3 separate regions of the Homo sapiens genome follow, and all the other regions are linked to region 1. A link is an interaction called in ENCODE POLR2A ChIA-PET data of the cell type or tissue named here. Cell type or tissue: Panc1. All regions are shown on one strand. Each heading gives the region's core, and the rest is flanking DNA. Links, peaks and the distances in the headings are about the cores only. Region 1 overlaps HMOX1 (heme oxygenase 1). Region 2 overlaps RBFOX2 (RNA binding fox-1 homolog 2). Region 3 has its middle 9.1 kb from the start of RBFOX2.

Region 1 (7,784 bases), core at 2,102-4,601:
GAGGCTGAGGCGGGAGTTCAAGACCAGCCTGGCCAACATGGTGAAACCCTGTGTCTACTAAAAATACAAAACTTAGCCGGGCGTGGTGGCAGGCGCTTGTAATCCCAGCTACTTGGAAGCCTGAGGCAGGAGAATCGCTTGAACCTGGGAGGCGGAGGTTGCAGTGAGCCGAGATCGTGCCACTACACTCCAGTCTGGGCGACAAGAGTGAAACTTAATCTCAAAAAAAAAAAAAAAGAAAAGAAAAAAAGACTTAAACAAACACTAACAGTTTCTAACAGCTGCTAACATCTCTAAAATGACTCTAGCCAGCCCCCGCTAAGGTGCCTGCCTGAGAAAACTCAAGGCTGCTGGTAAATGTTTACCGTTTATTCCAGGCAACAACCGAGGATGTGACCTCTGTCTCCCAGGCTCTGTGGGAGGCAAAAATTCTAACTTTGATCATTGCCAACTGGCAGACACAGCTAGCCTCACTGCATTTACACTGACTTAACCTTTTGTAATATTTCACTTCCCTGACTCTACTAATCACTTGCCCACCCCTTCCTCCCTCAATCTTCCTTTATTTTTTTTATTTATTTTTTTGAGACAGGGTCTCTGTTGCCAATGCTAGAGTGCGGTGGTGCAATCACAGCTCACTGCAGCCTTGACCTCCCAGGCTCGTGCAATCCTCCCACCTCAACCTCACCACCATGCCCGGCGAATTTATTTATTCATTTGTAGAGATGGGGTTTTACCATATTGCCCAGGCTGGTCAACCTCCCTTTAAAATACCTCTATACAAATTAAAGCTGAGTTCAGTTCATACTGAACTCTCTTCCCTGTTGCAATAATCATTACTGATTAAAATCTGTCCTTACCACTTTTTTTTTTTGAGACGGATTCTCGCTTTATCACCCAGGCTGGAGTGCAGTGGCATAATTTCAGCTCACTGCAACCTCCGTTTCCCAAGTTCAAGCAGTTCTCCTGCCTCAGCCTCCTGGTAGCTGGGATTACAGGCACGCGCCACCATGCCCGGTTAATTTTTGTATTTTTAGTAGAGACAGAGTTTCACCATGTTGGTCAGGCCAGTCTCAAACTCCTGACCTCATGATCTGCCCTCCTCGGCCTCCCAAAGTGCTGGGATTACAGGCATGAGCCACCGTGCCCGGTCGTCCTTACCACTTTAACTAGTGTCTGGCTTTGTTCGACAATTGATAGGAAAAAATTATTCAGCCATTCTCCTATTAGTAAAATTCAAGATAGTTTCTCTCTCTCCCCTCCCCTCTTCCTTCCTTTCTTTGTCAGTACAATGAATATCTATTCCCCTTTCACAAATGAGGAAACTGGGCCCAGGGCAGGAGAGTCCCAGCTGCTATTGGGTTTTTGTTTTGTTTTTTTGAGACAGAGTCTTGCTCTGTTGCTAAGGCTGGAGTGCATTGGTGCGATCTCGGCTCACTGCAACCTCAGCCTCCCGGATTCAAGTGATTCTCCTGCCTCAGCCCCCGGAGTAGCTGGGATTACAGGCATGCGCCACCACTTCCAGCTAATTTTGTGGTTTTAGTAGAGGCAGGTTTTCACTGTGTTGGCCGGGCTGGTCTCAAACTCCTGGCCTCAAGAAATCCGCCTGTCTCAGCCTCCCAAAAGTGTTGGGATTATAGTCGTGAGCCACCGTGCCCAGCTCCAGCTGCTATTTGAATGCCTATGCTTTGCATACGTGACCATACGTGCTCCTGGACCTGGGTGCGCGTTGGACTCTCCTAAGGTACTTTTCAAAAATACTGATTCTAGGCTGGGTGCGGTGGCTCGCGCCTGTAATCCCAGCACTTTGGGAGTCCAAGGCGGGCGGATCACGAGGTCAGGAGATCGAGACCATCCTGGCTAACACGGTGAAACCTGTGACCTCCGTCTCCACTAAAAATACAAAAAATTAGCCGGGCATGGTGGTGGGTGCCTATAGTCCCAGCTACTCAGGAGGCTGAGGCAGGAGAATAGCGTGAACCCGGGAGGCGGAGCTTCCAGTGAGTCAAGATCGCGCCACTGCACTCCAGCCTGGGTGACAGAGCAAGACTCCGTCTCAAAAAAAAAAAAAAAAAAAAAAAAATTCTAGAGCCCCATCCCAGGTGGAGCCCTGGATTCTGTGGTTAAGTATCTCCAAGTAATTCTGATGCCACCATGCACAGACTGGTGTTTGGACACCACTGGATCCTCCCACCAGCTGTGAGAGGTATGTGTATTGTTCTCATTTTACCAGTGAACAAAATGAGCCTTGAAGTGGCATAGTCAGACTAGTGACAAAGGTCTCCTGACTTCCAGTCCTTAGGTACTGGTCCTATAAAGAAACACCTTGGCTGGGCACAGTGGCTCACACCTGTAATCCCAGCACTTTGGGAGGCCGAGGCAGGTGGATCACGAGGTCAGGAGTTCAAGACCAGCCTGGCCAACATGGTAAAACCCTGTCTCTACTAAAACTAAAAAAATTAGCCGAGTGCGGTGTCATGTGCTTATAATCCCAGCTACTTGGGAGGCTGAGGCAGGAGAATTGCTTGAACCTGGGCAGCAGAGGATGCAGCGAGCTGAAATCGCACCACTGCACTCCAGCCTGGGCAACAGAATGAGACTCCATCTCAAAAAAAAAAAAAAAAAAAAAAATACACCTTGGCCAGGCACAGTGACTCACGCCTGTAATCCCAGCACTTTGTGAAGCCAAGGTGGGAGGATCACTTTAGTTCAAGAGTTTGAGACCAGCCTGGGCAACATAGCGAAACCCCATCTCTAAAAAAAAAATACAAAAATTAACTGGGCATGGTGGTGTGCACTTGTAGCCGCAGCTACTCAGGAGGCTGAGGCCAGAGGATGGCTTAAGCCCAAGAGGTGGAGGTTGCAGTGAGCCAAGATCACACCACTGCACTCCAGTGTGGAGGACAAAGCCAGACCCTGTCTCAAAAAAAAAAAAAAAAAAAAAAAAAAAATCTTGTCCCATGCTCTGCCCAGGACACTTTCAGCAAAAGGTTTTTCACTTTCCCAGATTGGGAGGCTACATATTTAGTATTTTCTTGACTTAGGGCCATAGAAAGGGCTTGGGTTTTAGAGCTGGACAGACCTCAGTGAAATCCATCCTGACCCTCAGATAGTGGAAACACCCCCTCAACACAGGGATGACATAGATGAGGTGACTCGACAGTACAAGAATCACAAAACACTGGTCTCCTTCTTTGCATAATAGGTGCTAACTGTGTATGGCGTTGGCATTTCACTTGCATCTTGTTTGCTTCTCAGGACACATAGGTGAGTTAGGTATCACTATATTCATGTCACCAGTGATAAAATGGAGCCTCAGAGAGGTTAAGTGACTAACCTCAAAGTGGTGTAGCAGGAATTTGAACCTAAGAATTTCACTCCAGTCCCTAATAGTCACTGGACAGAAAATACAAATTTTGCCCCAGAATCTGCTCATTTCCACCAAACAGGGCAACCCCATCTTCCATAAAGTCGAGAATTGCATCAAGCAGGGTTCAACACAAATATTCGCCCACCAGCTACTTAAAGCTCACCTCCTGGGCCAGGCACGGTGGCTCACGCCTGTAATCCCAGCACCTTGGGAAGCTGAGGCAGGTGGACCAGCTGAGGTCGGGAGTTCGAGACCAGCCTGGCCAACATGGGGAAACCCCATCTCTACTAAAAATACAAAAATTAGCTGGGCATGGTGATGAACTTCTGTAATCCCAGCTACTCAGGAGGCTGAGGCAGGAGAATTGATTGAACCTGGGAGGTGGAGCTTGCAGTGAACCAAGATCACGCCACTGCACTCCAGCCTGGGTGACAGAGTGAGACTCCATCTCAAAAAAAAAAAAAAAGAAAAGAAAAGCTCACCTTCTGTATTCTCAAACAGACCAGCTCCTGCCAACCCCCTATCACCACTTCTCCTACCGAGCACGCAAGAAACCAGGGAGGAAAAGGTCAGTTCCCCAAGAATAACAAAGCCCATGAAAACTACTTCAAGCTACTATCAGACAATGTTGTTTATTATTTCACACAAAAGTTAGACCAAGGCCACAGTGCCGTTAAACACCTCCCTCCCCACCCACGCATGGCTCAAAAACCACCCCAACCCTGCTATAAAAACAACAGAACACAACAAAAATACTGCATTTGAGGCTGAGCCAGGAACAGAGTGGCTCCAACAAAAATAAGACAAAAACACAAGACACAACATCTTTTCAGGTTTGTGTAAAAATTGCCATGGCCCACGGGGAAAGTGGTCATGGCCGTGTCAACAAGGATACTTGAAACTCAGGGCTTTTGGAGGTTTGAGACAGCTGCCACATTAGGGTGTCTTCCAGGCTCTGCTGCAGGAACTGAGGATGCTGAAGGGCAGGGCTGATCCCTTCGCCCCCTCTGAAGTTTAGGCCATTGCCTGGATGTGCTTTTCGTTGGGGAAGATGCCATAGGCTCCTTCCTCCTTTCCAGAGAGAGGGACACAGTGAGAGGGCTGGAGGCCCTGAAAGCCTTCAGTGCCCACGGTAAGGAAGCCAGCCAAGAGAATTCCCTCTCTAGAAAGAAGGCCTTCCACCGGACAAAGTTCATGGCCCTGGGAGCCAGCATGCCTGCATTCACATGGCATAAAGCCCTACAGCAACTGTCGCCACCAGAAAGCTGAGTGTAAGGACCCATCGGAGAAGCGGAGCCTGGGAGCGGGTGTTGAGTGGGGGCTTCCCTCTGGGAGTCTCCACGGGGGCAGAATCTGAAAGAGAAAATGGGGCAAGGTCATTAACAGGTGGGCGTGCATCAGGGTGTCTGATGTCATAGGAAAGCAAAGCAGAGCGGCCTCAGGGTCTGTGGTACAGTCACTGCCCAACGCCAGGATTCTGCAAGACCACAGACAGGTGTCCCTCTAGCCACTGCTTGAATACCTTCAAAGACGGGCAGCTCACTACTTCTTCAAGCTGTCTGTTCTTCCCTGTGCAGCCAGGCCACATTGTGAAAACATTCTTGGGCCCAGGCGTGGTTTTCAGACTTCTGCCTGCTCCCTGTCCTCTCCTTAAACTTTGCCAGCAATTAGGTCTGAGCTGTAAATCTTCCTCTCAAACTCACACGTTTGCTAAGCATGGTGATGATGGGGCAGGAGCTAGAAAGCAGGAGCTCTGAGGTCAAAATTCAAGTTCAGTCCCATCCCTGGTTATTAAAATGTGATAGGGCCGGGCGCAGTGGCTCACGCCTGTAATCCCAGCACTTTGGGAGGCCAAGGCAGGTGGATCACGAGGTCAGGAGTTCAAGACCAGCCTGGCCAATATGGTGAAACCCCGTCTCTACTAAAAATACAAAAAATTAGCCGGGTATGGTTGCGAGTGCCAGTAATCCCAGCTACTCGGGAGGCTGAGGCAGAGAATTGCTTGAACCCAGGAGGCAGAGGTTGCAGTGAGCCAAGATTGCGCCACTGTACTCCAGCCTGGGCAACAGAGTGAGACTCCATTTCAAAAAAAAAAAAAAAAAAGATTTAAAACATGATAGGCCAGAGCCAACCATGCAACCTGGGTAGATGTGCCACCTGCCTCCTCAGGCACAGAGTGGGTGCTCCCTAGGTCTTTAGAAGCAGGACAGAGTCCAGGGCAGGTCTCTGGAGCCAGACCAGCTGGGTTTCAATCCTAGCCCCGCCCTGGGCTATGAGAAGGGCTTCCCCAGAGAAAACAGGGCCTTAGGTCTGGTGGCCCAGGGCTGCGGTCACAGGAAGTACAAGCAAGCAAGCAAGCAAGCAGGTACACTGTGACATTTACATGTGTGTTGTTCATATTAAAGGCTCCTGCTCCTTCTGATGCATTAGGGGTGCAGTTCTCAAATGTTTTGGTTCCAAAACTCCTTTATACTCAAATGCAACCAAGGATCCAAAAGAGCTTTTGTTTGTGTGAGTATAGCTATCACTATTTACAAAATTAGATATTAAAACTGAGAAATTCTTTTTCTTTTCTTTTCTTTCTTTTTTTTTTTTTTTTGAGATGGAGTCTCGCTGTCGCCCAGGATGGAGTACAGTGGTGCAATCTCGGCTCACTGCAACCTCTGCCTCCCGGACTTAGGAGATTCTCCTGCCTCAGCCTCCCGAGTAGCTGGGATTACAGGTGTGCACCATCACACCCAGCTAATTTTTATATTTTAGTAGAGATGGGGTCTCACCACATTGGCCAGGTTGGTCTCAAACTCCTTACCTCAAGTGATCCCCGTGCCTCAGCCTCCCAAAGTGCTGGGATTACAGGCATGAGCCATCGTGCCCGGCCAAAACTGAGAAATTCTTAACATACAAGAACATACAGGCACACATTCCATGAGCCATCAAATCCATGAGAGAGCATCACATGTCACATAACCTTTGGAAAATGCCAACACACATTCATGAGAAAGTGAAACTCTAATTTTCTCATTTATTTTTGGCTTTTTTAAAAAAAGCCAAAAAAAAAAAAAATCTGGGTGTGGTGGCACGTGCCTATAGTCCCAGTTACTCAGGAGGCTGAGGTGGGAGAATCCCTTGAACCTGGGAGGTTGAAGCTGCAGTGAGCTGTGATTGTGCCACTACACTCCAGACTGGGTGAAAGAGCGAGACCCTGTCTCAAAAAAAAAAAAAAAAAAAAAAAAAGGCCGGGCGCGGTGGCTCACACCTGTAATTACAGCACTTTGGGAGGCCGAGGCGGGCGGATCACAAGGTCAGGAGATCGAGACCATCCTGGCTAACACAGTGAAACCCCGTCTCTACTAAAAATACAAAAAATTAGCCAGGCATGGTGGCGGGCACCTGTAGTCCCAGCTACTCGGGAGGCTGAGGCAGGAGAATGGCGTGAACCTGGGAGGCGGAGCTTGCAGTGAGCCGAGATCATGCCACTGCACTCCAGCCTGGGTGACAGCAAGACTGTCTCAAACGAAAAAAAAAAAACCAAAAAAATAGTAGTAGTGTTATAAAAATGCTTTGTCCTCACAGACCCCGTTGAGGGGATACTAGGATTACCACCTCCCACAGCCAGGGTACCACACTTTGAGAACTGCTTCATTAGGGTGACGTCTCCCTACCCCACCAAATAGCCAAGCCCTCCGGGGTTACAAACCCCTAGCAGAGGGGTCCGTGTGGTCTGGCACAAGTGAGAAAGCCACAAGCCAGGTAGGTTAGGGTGGCACAGGAGGGGAGGCCTAATATAACCTGCCAGGAGGTAGCTAAGCCTTACCTCTTTATTGCTACCCATCCCAAAGCCACACTCCCTCCCTCAGTGTTTTAGGCTTAGTGAGGGTACATTTTGTGGAGCACTTTGGTCTTTTTGGAAGTTTCCAAGATGTTTCAGTACAGCCAGCCTTGATCGTTCTTAGGCACATGAGGGAGGGGCTCACACACAACAAGACTCAGAAGGGACATCTTCCTGTGGTGGGTTCATAGCTGGATACAGGTCCCCAACTCCCTGGCCCACATCAGGGGACCAAAGGCCTAAAAAGGAGTCTAAATTAAGGAGGCAGGAGTTTCCCATGATTTCTGAGGGGTTCTTGTGCACTTCTGAGCCAATAAGCTAGAAGTAGCTGAACCTCACTGGATTTTACGGGTGGGGAAACTGAGGTAGGGAGAAGTCTCATGGCTTGCCCAGAGCCACACGCTGAAGGTTGACCCCAGGTCCTTTTGCCTGCACTCCACTTCTCATACAAAAACACGCAGGTGGCCGGGCACAGTGACTCACGCCTGTAATCTCAGCACTTTGGGAGGCCAAGGTGGGCGGATCACCTGAGGTCAGGAGTTCGAGACCAGCCTGGCCAACATGGTGAAACCCCATCTCTACTAA
Region 2 (7,784 bases), core at 2,217-4,716, 490 kb before region 1:
AATGATTGCAGCCCCAGCCAACACCTTGACTGCAGCCTTGTGAGAGTCCCTGAACCAGAAGCACTTAGCTTACCCAGCTGGATTTCTGATCCACATAAACTGAGATAATAAATGCTGTTTTAAGCTACTGTGATTGAAAATGAATTGTTACATAGAAATAGATAACTAGGCCGGGTGTGGTGGCTCACATCTGTAATCCCAGCACATTGTGAGGCCGAGGCAGGCGGATCGCTTGAGCCCAGGAGTTTGAGACCAGCCTGGGCAACATAGCAAAACCCCATCTCTACTAAAAATACAAAAATTAGCTGGGCAAGGTGGTGCGTGCCTGTAGTCCAGCTACTTGGGAGGCTGAGGTGGGAGGATCACCTGAGCCTGGGAGGTGTAAGCTGCAATGAGCTGAGAGCAAGAACTTGAGCAAGAGAGCGAGACCCTGTATCACAAAAAAAAAAAAAAAAAAAAAAAAAGAGATAACTACAGATTTTGGTACCAATAGTGGGGTGCTTTTTGGTGAAAATCTAAACTGGGAGTGACTTTGAAACTGGGCAGTGGACTTTTAAGGAGAGTGTTAGTATAAGATTAGAATACCTTGAACACATTATAAAAATGGGACTTTGAGGCGATTGTCACGAGGTCTTAAAGGAAAGAAACTGGAAGAAAGGGGATCCTTGTTATGTAGTGGTAGAAAGTTTAGCAACACTATCATTTATAGTTGTGGAAAGCAGAAAGTGTGTTTCATGAACTGAGAGATCTAGCTAAGTAAACTTCTAAACAAAACATTGCAGATCCCCTCTGGTTCCTTCTTGCTGCTTAAAGTATGAGGGGAAATAAATAAATTGAGGGAAGCACTGTTAAAAAAGGAGCCAGAACTTGATGATTTTGAAAATTCTCAGCCTTTCTGGTTGGCAGAGGGTGATGAAATTGAGACACGGCAAAGATCAATTCAAGAGCCACTCCGGGGAGAATGGCGGTCTAAAGATAAAGCCAAGACTGTGCCTTTAAAGCCTGCTGTTAAGACCTGAGAAGGTAGTGCCTTAGCATCCTCTTCAGTCACACTCAAGGCCTCTCCGTCAAACAATAGGGCTTCTAGCCTTTTTAGCAGGAGCCCAAGGTAGAGGTAGAAGAGTTCCTCTTGGAGAGATCTATGGGTATAGCTTTTGTCTATTGTGGTGAGATATGCAGGAAATCCACTGTAGCTAGGACTGAACAGGAAAAGAAACAGTACAAAATGAAAAGAGGCTGTCGGACACCCCTAGCATTCTGCTGGCAGGAAGCAGGCTGAGAAAGTGCTCAGGAGCTAACACATGCCACCTTTCATCAAAAGGGAAAGATGACTCAGAGGTTGGAAGCAGGAGCCTAGAGATGAAGGCAAAAGTCATGGAGAATTCTTTTCCCAGTGTTGAGACCTAATCAAGGAACTTTCAGTGTTTGCCCTGCTAGATTTCAGAGTCAGTATGGATCAGTGACTCTTTTGTGCCCCCCAATTTCCTGCCTTTCTTTTGTAGAAAAAGTTATGCCATTTAGTGATTGCAAGGATTTTAGAGAACAGAAACCCAGAGGGCAAGTGAGAAAGCAGCCCTAATACTCTGCCATCTAGGCTCCCAGAATGCCATGCTGTTGTTAAATTGCTTCTTTTGGCTTTTGCTTACAAGTCATAAGTACCAGATGATATGTGCAAAACTGAAGCAATCAGGAGAGGATTTCCCACCCCCGTATTTACCCACTTTCTCTCATCAGTATGAATAAACTGTCCCCTCACTCATGAAGCATTTGCATTCCTATATAAGGTGAACCTTCCAGTTGTATACTAGGTCCTATCTCTGCTAGTCTGTTTAGGACATGGATCCAGCAATTCTCTTCCCTCTCTCTGGGATCATCAAGTTTTCTGTCTTTATTGGATTAGTCCCGTCAGCATACAGTTAAGCTGTTCTTCCACTTATTTAAAAATAATACTCTTGACCTCACTTTGCCAGCAACTGCTGAATTTCTTTTCCTTTAAAGCAAAACTCAGTAGCGTTGTTTATATTTGATTATATCTGATTATATCAGTTCTCCTCTTAAACCCACGCAGCCAGGTTTTTATTGCAACCACACCACTGAAAGGGCTCTAGTCCAAGTTGCCAGTAACTTGCATGCTGCTAAATCTAGTGGTCTGGTCTCAGCCCTCATCTTACTTGACCTATCTGTAGAATATTCTATCACTGATCACTTCGTTCTCTAATTCACTTTCTTGGATACTTGACTTGCAGGACATCATACTTTCCTGATTTTCTTCCCACCTCTTTGGAAGTTTGTACTCAGTTTTAAAGTTGTAATATTTTGAGCCAAGTCCTTTCACCTCTTTTTTTGATTCTCTTTCATCCACTCTCATGGCTTTAGTTCTCAGCTAACCAGGAAAGTTTTACCAGCCGGGTAAAATGTTTTTTTCCTTTAACATATATTAAGTTTTCTTTTCTTTTCATTTCTTTTTTTTTTCTTTTTTCTTTTCTTTCTTTTCTTTTTTTCTTTTGAGACAGGGTCTCACTCTGTTGTCCAGGCTGGAGTGCAGTGGCGTGATCTTGGCTCACTGCAACCTCTGCCTCCCGGGTTCAAGCATTTCTCCTGCCTCAGCCTCCCAAGTAGCTGGGACTACAGGTCCATGCCACTACACCCGGCTAATTTTTATATTTTTATTAGAGACAGGGTTTCACCATATTGGCCAGGCAGGTCTCGAACTCCTGACCTCATGATCCACCCGCCTCGGCCTCCCAAAGTGCTGGGATTATAGGTGTGAGCCACTGTGCCCGGCCCTAAGTTTTCTTATAATTAAGAAATAAGAATAAAGGGATAGTGAAAAAACAACTGCATTAGACATTAAAAAAAAATTTCTTCCTTTTTTTTTTTTTGGAGACAGAGTCTCATTCTGTTGCCCAGGCTGGAGTGCAGTGGTGCGATCACAGCTCAGTGCAGTCTCAATCTCCTGGATTCAAGCTATCCTCCTTCCTTAGCCCCTCGAGTAGCTGGGTGGGACTACAGATGTGTGCCACCATTTTTGTATTTTTATTTATTTTTTTGTAGAGACAAGTCTGTGGCTGTGTTGCCACAGGCTGGTCTTGAATGCATGATCTCAAGTGATCTTCCCACCTCAGCCTCCCAAAGTGCTGAGATTATAGGCGTGAGCCACCATGCCTGACCAAAGGTTCTTCCCCCTCCTCCCTGCCACCCGAGACGGAGTCTCACTCTGTTGCCAAGCTGGAGTGCAGTGGCGCGATCGTCGGCTCACTGCAAGCTCCGCCTCCCAGGTTCACGCCATTCTCCTGCCTCAGCCTCCAGAGTGGCTGGACTACAGGCGCCCGCCACCACGCCCAGCTAATATTTTTGTATTTTTAGTAGAGACGGGGTTTCACCATGTTAGCCAGGATGGTCTCCATCTCCTGACCTCGTGATCCGCCCACCTCAGCCTCCCAAAGTGCTGGGATTACAGGCGTGAGCCACCATGCCCAGCTGTCAAAGTTTCATGCAACTAATTAGATATTACCCCTACAGTAACCATCAATCACATTTGAATGCTGTCTATATCTTTTAATCCCTTTTATAATACCTCATGGTTTTTGTCCTTTTTGCCTATCCCTCCTTTCTTCCTTCCCTCCCTCCCTCCCTTCCTTCCATGGCTGGGAATAGTTAAAAAGTAAAAGTTGCTGAAAAGTCAGAATGTTTCAAGATGTAGGAAAAATAAAGATCTTCTAAAATTTCACAGTGAATCTTAGGTTTATAAAAGGGTCCAAGGAATACATGTATTATTACAAGATAAAATAGTTTATTTTTAAAGTAACAATTTCGTTTTTCTGTTTTCTTTTTGGAATACCTCTAAGAAAGAAAAATCATAAAGTATAAATTCTTACAGGTAGAACTGAACTGCTTGAAAAGAAAAGTTGGGCCCAGTGGACTCTGATGATACACTGGGTGTTAAATTCTGTCTGTATGTTCTTGGCTCTCAAATGTATACCTCTAGCTAGAACTCTCTCTAGAAGCTCATATCTAACTGCCTACTTGACATTTCCATCTGTAATATAATAGTTACCTCAAACTTGACATGTCCAAAGCTGAGCTCCTGGCCTTTACTTGCCTTCCTCTGCCCTCAGACTTGCTAAACCCACAGTTTTCTTCTTCTCAGATAATGACATCTTTCTGTTACTTGAGCTAAAAAAAACCTTAGTCATCCTGGACTCCTCTTTCTCCCTCACTGCGGTCCTGTTAATTAGCAAATCCTTTAGGTTCTGCCTTTCAAAAATAACCTAAATTCAATCCATACTAGCTCTTCTTCCTTTTTTTTTTTTCCTCAGTCTCGCTCTGTCGCCCAGGCTGCAGTGCCGTGGCATGATCTGGCTCACTGCAACCTCCGCCTCTCAGGTTCAAGCGATTCTTGTGAGTCGGCTACCTGAGTAGCTGGGATTACAGGTATGCGCCACCATGCCTAGCTAATTTTTGTATTTTTAGTAGAGACAGGGTTTCGCCATGTTGGCCATGCTGGTCTCGAATTCCTGGCCTCAAGTGATCCACCGACCTTGGCCTCTCAAAGTGCTGGGATTATAGGCGTGAGCTGCCGTGCCCATCCTACTAGCTCTGCCACTTCTATCCTGGTTCGGTATTCCATCTTCTCTTGCCCAGGTTTTTGTAATAGTCTGCTACCTGGTCTCGCTATCTCCACTATTGACACTGAAGAATTTATTCTAATCACAACATCTGACATAATCCTTTGAAAATATAAATCTGATCATGCACAAAATCCACTGATGTGTTTCGCTCAGAAGAAAAGCTAGAGTCCCCACAAGGCTCCAGTCAAGCCTGCTCCTAGGTACTTGTTTGACTTTCATCTCCTCCTGTTCTCATTTCTCACAGCTACTTAGGCCTTTTGGCCATTCCTCAAATTTGCCAGGCACTTTGTACAGCTGTTCCATGGTATTCATGAGGGGGTTGGTTCCAGAGCCTCTTAAAGATACCCAAATCCGCAGATGCTCAAGTCCCTGATATAAAATAGTGTGGCATTTGCATATAACCTACACATATTCTTCTGTATACTTTAAATAATCTCTGGAGTGTTTATAGTACCTAATGAAGTGTAAATTTTATGTAAATAGCTGTTATATTGTTTCTGGAACACGATTTACGGTGACAAGGAAAAAAAGACTGTACATATCCAGTACGAATTATTTCTCCTGCCCCAAATATTTCCCATTCATGGTTGGTTGAATCCAGGGATGCAGAACCCACAAATATGGAGGGCTTACTGTACTTGTTTCTTCTGCCTGTAATGCTTCTCTCCAGATATACTCATGTCTTCCTCCTGGCCTTCAAATTTTTGCTCAAATGTTTCCTATTCAATAAGGCCTTTTGAAAGCCATTTTACTTTAAATTTTTCATAGCATTTATCTTCTAAATATTATAAAAACAGGCCATACGGCCAGGCACAGTGGCTCATGCCTGTAATCCCAGCACTTTGGGAGGCCAAGGCGGGTGGATCACGAGGTCAGGAGATTGAGACCATCCTGGCTAACATGGTGAAACCCCATCTCTACTAAAAATACAAAAAATTAGCCGGGTGTGGTGGCGGGCGCCTGTAGTCCCAGCCACTCTGGAGGCTGAGGCAGGAGAATGATGTGAACCTGGGAGGCGGAGCTTGCAGTGAGCTGAGATCGTGCCTCTGCACTCCAGCCTGGGTGACAATATAAATAAAAAATAAAAAAACAGGCCATGCATGGTGGTTTATCCCTATAATCCCAAGACTTTGGGAGGCCAAGGTGGGAGGAACTCCTTGAGGCCAGGAGTTCAAGACCAGCATGGGCAACATAGTGGTACCCTATCTCTACAAAAGCAAGTTTAAAAATTAGCCAGGGTTGGTGGGACACACCTGTAGTCCTAGCTGCTTGGGAGATGGCATGCACCTGTAGTCCTGGCTACTTGGAGGTTGAGACAAGAGGATTGCTTGAGCCCAGGAGGTCAAAGCTGCAGTGAGCTCTAATTGTGCAGACTGCACTCCATCCTGGGTGACAGAGCGAGACCCTGTATCTTTATTTTATTTTATTATTTATTTAGATGGAGTTTCACTCTTGTCACCCAGGCTGGAGTGCAATGACATGATCTCGGCTCACTGCAGCTATCGCCTCCTGGGTTCAAGTGATTCTCCAGCCTCAGCCTCCTGAGTAGCTGGGTTTAAAGGTCCATACCACCATGCTCGGCTAATTTTTTGTATTTTTAGTAGAGACAGGGTTTCACCGTGTTCGCCAGGCTGGTCTTGAACTCTTGACCTTAGGGGATCCACCAACCTCGGCCTCCCACAGTGCTGGGATTAGAGGAGTGAGCCACTGCGCCTGGCTTGAGACCCTGTATCTTTAAAAACAAAACAAACTCCGTGTGTGTGTGTGTGTGTGTGTGTGTGTGTGTGTGTGTGTAGTAGTAGTAGTAGTAGTATGTATATGTATGTAAAATAAAAACTTTTTTTCCCACCTGTCTCCTCTTTTAGAGTTTTTTGTCTGGTGTATTCGCTGCTATTATCTTCAGTGTCTAGAATAATGAATGGTGTTCAATAAATATTTGTCAAATTCTAGAGGTTTTTTTACCTGTGATTTTTTTCAGTAACGGAATACTTAGTAACTATAGAATTTATAGTGGTAGAACTCTAGCTGACATCAGCTATTCTCTCTCACATCGCAGGGACCAGTGCTTTGTACTATTGAGGCAGTAGTGCTTTAATGGCACAAGCTTTGGAACCAAATTAACTGGGTCCAAATCTGGTTCTGATGCATTCTGTCTGAATGACATTGGATAAGTTACCATGCTTTCTCATCTGTAAAATGAGAATAACATAATATCTATCACAGAGGGTTGTTTTGAGCCATGTAACGCTCTCAGAACAGTTCTTGGTGCATAGTAAATGTTCAGTATATGTTAGTTATGATTGTTACCGTTTCAGACCCATCCCAGCAGTTCTGAGTCTGTTGTACTCCTGAGTGGCAATACTGAGAACTGATTCAGGGTCTCCTCCTTATCACCAAGTCTCTTTCTCCTTTAAAAATATCATGGGTATGTTAGGTCTGCCTTTCTACCCTTCACCTCCAGTTCTCTCTTCTACTGTTTAATCTTTACTTACACTAATAGCATTCTTTTATATATCCACATTTTCCCCTCTTTTTTTTCTCTTCCTTTCTCCCTTCCTGTCCTTTTAGCAAGTACTTATTAAGCATTACTTTTTGCTTCCCTATTCTGTTCTAAATCTTGCTGTTTCTTTTTCCTTATCTTCATGTCTTTGTTTCATTATCAAATAAAAAATTACCTAATTTATGGTTGATTGACTAGAATTACATTTGTATCAGGGAAAATGGGAATGCAGTAGGTGTTGAAATAAAATTGAAATTATTTTTTAAAAAGTTGCACCAGTGACTAAAACCCTTGAAAGTACTCCTACTCCTTCCTCTAAATCTACAGAAGTCTCTACTTTCTTAGTCAGTGATTAAATTTGTCTTCTACCAACCAACGTGCAAGGTGATCTGGGGGAAAAGTATCTCTTATTTAATTACATTGGCATTATTTGTAATTTTCTGCTATTTTAGCTATCTTGTTTTTTGTTTATTTTTATTTCAGATGGATAGTAGTTCAGGTACATTACTGGTACAGTGTGCTCAAACGTTTTCCCCATGATTACTAGGTTCTTGTGATATCTGGTCTAGAAACACAGCCATCATTTATAAATCTGTGTGTGTGTGTGTGTGTGTGTGTGTGTGTGTGTGTGTTTCTTTTAATGGGAGAATGTG
Region 3 (7,784 bases), core at 3,258-5,757, 640 kb before region 1:
TGGCTCACCACAACCTCCGCCTTTGTGTTCAACTGATTCTCCTGCCTCAGCCTCAGGAGTGGCTGGAATTACAGACTAATTTTTGTATTTTAAGTAAAGATGTGGTTTCACCATGTTGGTCAGGCTGGTCTCGCGCTCCTGGCCTCAGGTGATCCACTGGCCTTGGCCTCCCAAAGTGCCGGGATTATAGGCATGAGCCACTGCACCCGGCCTCAGCTAATTTTTTGGTATTTTTAGTAGAGATGGGGTTACACCAGGTTGGCCAGGCTGGTCTCAAACTCCTGACCTCAAGTGATCCACACCCCTCAGCTTCCCAAAGTGCTGGATTACAGGCATGAGCCACCGCGCCTGGCCTGTTCTTGTTCTTTCTGGTTGTAAGTCACTGACCATTTGGGGCTGTTTGTTCGTGCTGCATATCTTAGCCAAAGCTGACAGATGGAGTGATTTCTGGAAATGGCTTGGCTCAACTCCTTCCTGCCCTTTTCCTTAAATTTGCCTCACCACTGAGAAGGAGATTTCTGGTTTGCTTTTTGTCAAGCGGTAGCTTCTGGTTTTCCAGCTATGCCAACGGTCGTTGAGTCTATCTAATGCAAGAGTCAAGGCTCATAGCACATTCTTCCAACACAGCACATCCATTCATAGCACAACCTAGGCTGCACGCCCAGTTCAGCTGCATACTCAAACCTAGTGTTTATTGGTAATAAATCAAACATTTTGATTTCCTCTCTCTGTCTCCTGTGTCTGTCCTAAATTGGTTCCTGACTTGATGGGGAAGAGAGGTGTTATTTATTGAGCTCCTTCAAACCCCAAAAACCTTTCTGCGTGATTCCAGTCTTAGCGATTGAAATGGTTTGGCTGTGTCCGCACCCAAATCTCATCTTGAATTGTAGTTCCCATAATCCCCAAGTGTTGTGGGAGGGACCTGGTAAGAGGTAATTGAATCATGAGGGCAGTTTCCCCATCCTGTTCTTGTGATGGTGAATCTCGTGAGTTTTTTTTGAGATGGAGTCTCATTCTGTTGCCCAGGCTGGAGTGCAGTGTTGTGATCTTGGCTCACTGCAACCTCCGCCTCCCAGGGTCAAGTGATTCTCCCACCTCAGCCTCCTGAGTAGCTGGGATTTTAGGCACCTGCCACGGCACCCAGCTAATTTTTTTTTTTTTTCTTTTTGAGACAGTCTCGCTCTGTCACCCAGGCTGGAGTGCAGTGGCATGATATCGGCTCAGTGCAACCTCCGCCTCCTGGATTCAAGCAATTCTCCTGTCTCAGCCTCCCAAGTAGCTGGAACTACAGGCACACACCATCATTCCCGGCTAATTTTTGTATTTTTAGTATCGTGCACCAGCCACATCCTTACGTATTAACATGTCTAGCCTCCCTCCCAACTGAACATCAAGGGCAGCAAACTCAGATTACAGGCATGAGCCACCACGCCCAGTGATCTGACGGTTTTATAAGTGGCTTTTCTCTCCTTCATTCTGCACTTCTCCTTCATGGTGCCATGTGAAGAAGAACACGTTTGCTTCCCCTTCCATCATGACTGTAAGTTTCCTGAGGTCTCCCCAGCCGTGCTAAACTGCGAGTCAATTAGAACTGTTTCCTCTACAAATTACCCAGTCTCAGGTATTTCTACATAGCAGTGTGAGAACGAACTCATACAGTAAATTGGTACCTTAGACTGTGGGGTGCTGCTATAAATAAACCTGAAAATGTGGAAGCAACTTTGGAATTGGGTAACAGGCAGAGTTGGAACAGTTCGGAGGGCTCAGAATAAGACAGGAAAGTGTGGGAACATTTGGAACTTCCTAGAGACTTGGTGGGCTCAGAAGACAGAAAGATGTGGGAAGGTTTGGAACTTCCTAGAGACTTGTTGAATGGCTTTGACCAAAATGCTGATAATGATATGGACAATAAAGTCCAGGCTAAGGTGGTCTCAGATGGAGATGAGGAACTTGTTGGGAACTGGAGTAAAGGTCACTCTTGCTATGCAGAGAGACTGGTGGCATTTTGCCCCTGCCCTAGAGATCTGTGAATCTTTGAACTTGAGAGAGATGAGTTAGGGTATCTGGTGGAATAAATTTCTAAGTGGCAAAGCTTTCAAGAGGAAGCACAACATAAAAGTTTGGAAAATTTGCAGCCTGACAATGCAATAGAAAATAAAAATCCATTTTCTGTGGAGAAATTCAAGCTGGCTACAGAAATTTGCTACAGAAATTCAAGCAGGCTACAGAATATCAGTAACTGATAAGCACCATTTTAAGTGACAAAAGTGGGAATGGGCAAAGGGGCATGCCTTCTGGAAAATGATTTCCACCTTGCCATTCTATATTTCCTACTTTTTTCTCTCTACCTCCGTTGCTCTTCCCCATAAGACCTAAAATAGCAAATGGCCTGAGTTTTACGAGATTGTGTTGGTTAACAGGTTTTTCATTCATTCAATTATTGCTTATTGAGTGTCGCAATATGTCAATTATTATTCCAGGCTGATTGAAAGAAAAGAATTGAGGTGTCATTCTTGTTTTCTTTCCCATCACTCTCCTTCAATATCAAGCTTTGACTGTTGTCCAAAAATAATATTTATTTATTTATTTATTTATTTTGGAGATGATGTCTTGCTCTGTTGCCCAGGCTGGAGTGCCATGGCCTGAACATGGCTCACTGTAGCCTCAACGTTAACCTCCTGGGCTCATGCAATCCTTCCACCTCAGCCTCTTGAGTAGCTGGGACCACAGGTGTTCATCACCACACCTGGCTAATTATTTTTATTTTTGTAGAGGTGGAGGTCTCACTATGTTTGCCCAGGCCGATCTTTAACTCCTGGCCTCAAGTGATCCTCCCGCCTTGGCCTCCCAAAGTGCTGGGATTACAGGCGTGAGCCACTGCACCTGGCCCAAAGATAATATTTAATATTATCTTAAAATTGGCATGCATGTTATGCACCTTCAACTTCATAGATTTTAATCAAAGCAGTCAGGCTTTTGATTCCTCATCTCTGGCTTTTTAAATATATTGATTATGAGGCAGAACAATATTTAGATATTATATTAGTCAGCATAAAGAACACAAGCTGCTATAAAAACAAAAACAACAACAACAAGCGAAAACCAAACCTCAGCGGCTTAACAAAATTAAGGCTTATTTCTCTCTCATATCACAGTCTGATGCAGCTGGGGCGGCTTCCTTTTTTTTTTTTTGACAGAGTCTTGCTCTGTCACCCAGGCTGGAGTGCAGTGGCGTGATCTCGGCTCACTGCAACCTCCACCTCCCAGGTTCAAGTAATTCTCCTGCCTCAGCCTCCCAAGTAGCTGGGATTACGAGTGCCCACCACACCCAGCTAATTTTTCTATTTTTAGTAGAGACAGGGTTTCACCATGTTTGCCAGGCTGGTCTTGAACTCCTGACCTCAGGTGATCTGCCCGCCTCAGCCTCCCAAAGTGCTGGGATTACAGGCATGAGCCACCGTGCCAGGCCTGGGGCAGCTTCTTATGCAGTTCTCCTCCAGTCGATGACTCAGGGATCCAGGCTCCTTTCCTCTTGTGATGCTTCTGTCTTCAGCTCATGGTCTCTGCAGCTGCTGTGGAAGGAAAAGAGAGGGCTAGAGGATTGGCAGGGATGTTTTTGGGGCCAAGCTTAGAAGTGGCCCCTGTCACTTTTACCCATCTTCCCCTGGCCAGAATGTTATCATATATCCCCATCCTGACTCCCGGGGAGGCTGGAACTATCTCCCTGAATTCACAGCAGAAGGACGTAGTGCAGACATTGTCATTGCTGAAAAATATTAACATATGTTCTTCCTCCCTCACTCTCCCAGGTATCTTCTGCTGTTCTCGCCCTCAGGAATAAAACTATTATAGTGGAAATGCAAAGAGAAGAAGAGTCTGAACTCAGCTTTTGAATTTCAAAATATGTTTTGAAATGTGTGGCTGGAGAGAAAAGTCTCTGTGTTTCAAAAGCCTCATCTTTTGTACTCCAAAAGTTTGAAACCTACATGATTCTGGACATGAAGTCTATGTCCTACAAAATCCAGAGGTTCAAACGAAGCAGAATCAGCCAGGATAGGTTTGGCAGCCCCACCTGGGAGAGGCAAAGGCAGCAGGGGCTGAGGAGAGAGGGGAGGCGAACCAGAGTCTTGTATGGGTCTCTGGAGGATCCTCCTCGCTTGCCTCTTTACAGATGGAGCCTCAGGGAGGAAAGAGGGAGAAACGGAGCCCAGGGGTCACTGTGGCATCTGGAAGGAGCAAAGACCTGAGCCTGGCTTCTCTTTACAGGCCCTGGAGGCGGTGGCTTTTGCAGTGTTTCCCCTCCCAGCGCGATGTCCAAGGAGTAAGGATGCCTCCTCTGTGTCTACATTGCAGGGGCTGGAGACAGCCTCTTGGAGCGTCCCAAGGCCCCCAGAACAGTGGGAAAACCCAAGGTTTCCCCATGTCCTTGACAGAGGCAATCTCAGTGCCTCAACAACAAGGATCAGATAGGTCAGCTGGGTGGAGCCCAGTGCGGATCGATACTGACAGCAGGACAGGGACCCAGAGGAAGATACCTGAGCAGGTGCCAGCAGGGACAAGGAAGACAATGAAGACCCCATGCCTCAACAAAACAAAAATTCAGAAGCTTATGCTCCCAGTGGAAAGCAGGATGAAGAAGTTATTAACTTCAGGTTCAGAGAAAAAAATGTTAGACTTTTTTGTCCCCTCTTCCCTATGAGATTTGTATCTGCCCAAAGTAAAACACCCTAAAAAGTTCTGAAAGGCACAGGGTGAAGCACTGGAAGGCAGTGGACATGGAGTGGGGGGACAAGAGTTTCTTTGTCACTAACCATCTTGTGTAACCTTGAGCTGGTCGTTTCACCTCTCTGGGTCTCAGTTTTCTCATCGGTAAAATAAGATGTAATACTACCTGCTTCTCTGGTCGGTTGTGAGGATTAAACGAAAAAAAAAAATCCAAAAAACAAAACCAAAAAAACCCCACTTAGTTTTGCACCTGGTAGTTGTTATGGGCTCAGCAAATATCTGACCCTTCCCTGCCTTTCCCCAGTGAAAGGAAATTGTTGCCGATTTAGAAACACCATAATTTTTGCAGGAAGGATGGATCCATGAGGTTATGTATACCAGCGCCTGGAAAACAAAATAAAACAAAGCCTTCTTCCACTCTGAAGAAGCAATAAAAACCTCAAGGCAAAAAACAGACAATGAAAATGACTTGAGAGCAGGGTGGGGGGTGGTGGGCAGGGTGAGGGCGGCGACTGCACTAAATGAAAAACAACAATTCAATACCCTGCTATCATCCTTCATCAAACTACAGAAATAGAAACCAGACAAACACATTATGTGAAGGGCAAAAGGGCTGGCAAGGTTCTGGCCTATAGGAAAAACCCTGGTTCAATAATCCCACGAACAGAGGGAGGTAGGGAAGTGAGGTCAAAGTCAATAGCGAGTATTTTTTTGTCAGAACGCTGGTTCTATAGCCCTAATGAGGCTTAAACATCACTCGTTCCTTTTTTGCTGAATTCAGTTTCTCATTAGACTCTGTATCTTCTCCCAGATCAGCCAGGCACATGGCAGGAGCTGCTTCCACTTCCTCTGGCCCATGAATTATCAAGGGTATTCTCTGAATTTTTTTTTTTTTTTTTGAAAAGAAAGCTTTGGAGTAGAAAATGGTCTCTTCTATTTATATCTCCTCTCTTCGCTCTGATTAGAGAGGTGATCAATTTTGGGGAAGGACTTAGACCCTGTCTTTATTCAGAGGACTGCCTGGTTAAGACAGTATTTTAAGATTATCTGCTCCGGGTCTTTATCTGTTTTTCTAGGGAAAATCTTAGGTCTGCAGTTGTGTTTTTTAATATCTTCAGGAGTCTTGGAATAGCCAAGTTTTATGTCAAGCTCAGTGCTAGGTGCTAGGAACACAGAAACAAAAAACAGGAATTAGGAAAGTGATCATGTTCTCAAAGAACGCAAAGAGATTTTACACCACCAGCTTGTAGGTAACCAGACTACTGGGTTAGCTGCAACTGGCATTTGAATAGATCTTTCCCAAGATCTCTTATCTCCTAAAGACCTCGCAATAGCCCTGTGGCTAGGTACTCTGGCTCGCTTTTCACAGATGGACAGCCCACTTAACTCTCCCAGTCTTTGTTCTATTGAAGACCGCAGCTGACTCCAGTCCTGGTCCTTTGACTCCAAGCCCTGTGCTGAGTTTTCTCCTGGTAGCAACCCAGTGGGCAGTGCCAAACTCTTCTAAGCCCATGGAAAGGGCACACAAGAATTTACTACCTTTTATCAGAAACCATTCCCTGGGAAATTCCTCCTCATTTTGAAAGAGCCAGGTCAAATGTAACACTCTGGGTGAAACTTGTTCTCTCTCCCCCAGGCAGACGGAGTTACATCTTTCTGTAATACCCCTATTGCTTTTGGCATATATAATAATCATATTAATAAAGATAGTAGATGCAATAGCGTAGTAAAAGGGTCTAAATTAACATTTATTGAGTGTGTTTGTGAACCAGGTGTCATGCTAAGTGTTTTACATGCATTATTTAGTGGTCAAAAGAATGTCAGGGGAGGTACTATTATTGTGTTTGGTTTATAGATCATATCAGTTAGGAGTTGAGTTTGGCCACATGTTGAAACCTGTCCGCAGTGGCTTAACCAAATGAGGACTTATTTTTCTCAAATAACAATAAATTAGCATAGACAGGCTCGGGCTGGTATGGTGGATCTACAATACTATTCTTTTTTTTTTTTTTTGAGACAGAGTCTTGCTCTGTCACCCAGGCTGGAGTGCAGCGGTGTGATGTCAGCTTTCTGCAACCTCTGCCTCCTGGGTTCAAGCGCTCCTCATGCCTCAGCCTCCCAAGTAGCTGGGACCACGTTGCACCAACACGCCTGGCTAATTTTTGTATTTTTAGTAGAGATGGGGTTTCGCCATGTTGACCAGGCTGGTCTCGAACTCCTGACCTCAAGTGATCTGCCTGCCTTGGCCTCCCAAAGTGCTGGGATTACAGACATGAGCCACCCTTCCCTGCAGTACTATTCTTAGCATGTGGCTTCTGCTATTTTGAAGACAAGATGTCTGCTGTTTTTCCGGTGTGTGTTCCAGGCAGGAGAAAGGGTGAAGGGCAAAGGACAAAGGGCAAAGAGCCTTTTCTTCTTTTCTTCTTGTGGCTTTGTCTTTTTTTTTTTTTTTTTTGAGACAGAGTTTCCCTCTTGTTGCCCAGGCTGGAATGCAGTGGCACAATCTCAGCTCGCTGCAACCTTTGTCTCCCGGGTTCAAGCGATTTTCCTGCCTCAACCTCCCAAGTAGCTGGGATTACAGGCATACAGCACCACGCCTGGATAATTTTTTGTATTTAGTAGAGACAGGGTTTCACCATGGTCAGGCTGGTCTCGAACTCCTGACCTCTGGTAATCCACCCGCCTCAGCCTCCCAAAGTGCTGGGATTACAGGCGTGACCCACCATGCCCAGCGGTTTTGTCTTATTAACTAGGAAGGAATGCTATCTTCCACCCACATCTCGCTGGCTAGGATGGTGTTACGTGGCCACCCTTAGCTTTCAGGGAACCAGAGAATTTTTTTTTTTTTTTAATTGCTAAGCAGATTTCTGTCCTGAACAAAATTGGGGTTCTGCTAGGATGGAGTAAGAGGAGAATGGATATTGGGTTGGTAACTACCAGTGCCTGTCACATAAATGAAGAAACCAGGCCTCAGAGATGCTAAGGTCTTGTCCAAGGTAAGATATATGGCAAAGTCAGACTCAGACCCATGTCAGTTTGACATCAGAGTCTATGTTCTT

What was found. ChIA-PET counts read pairs that join two places held together with the same protein. Peaks named below come from ENCODE experiments on the same cell type or tissue, not always from the same donor. Only the 100,000 strongest peaks of a DNase experiment are listed, where the experiment ranks them.
Region 2: POLR2A ChIA-PET joins it to region 1 with 6 read pairs; 2 of 35 experiments call an interaction of 5 or more read pairs at or near these places.
Region 3: POLR2A ChIA-PET joins it to region 1 with 9 read pairs; 2 of 35 experiments call an interaction of 5 or more read pairs at or near these places.

The regions. Positions count from the first base shown.
Region 1 is chr22:35,390,407-35,398,190 of GRCh38, reverse strand. HMOX1 (heme oxygenase 1) reads right to left here. Exons shown (of 5, transcript NM_002133.3): 5 at 3,984-4,723. The coding sequence ends at 4,593. Among named protein-coding and RNA genes, the nearest start is that of MCM5, 5.8 kb to the left of the region's middle. In Panc1, for the core only: no CTCF peak of the experiment used is centred there; no DNase peak of the experiment used is centred there; H3K27ac peaks cover 1,098 bases.
Region 2 is chr22:35,876,681-35,884,464 of GRCh38, reverse strand. All of the region lies in intron 2 of RBFOX2 (RNA binding fox-1 homolog 2), which reads left to right. Among named protein-coding and RNA genes, the nearest start is that of RBFOX2, 150 kb to the left of the region's middle. RefSeq lists an enhancer at 1,066-1,567. In Panc1, for the core only: no CTCF peak of the experiment used is centred there; no DNase peak of the experiment used is centred there.
Region 3 is chr22:36,033,988-36,041,771 of GRCh38, reverse strand. No RefSeq gene overlaps it. Among named protein-coding and RNA genes, the nearest start is that of RBFOX2, 9.1 kb to the right of the region's middle. RefSeq lists an enhancer at 5,802-6,545. In Panc1, for the core only: no CTCF peak of the experiment used is centred there; no DNase peak of the experiment used is centred there.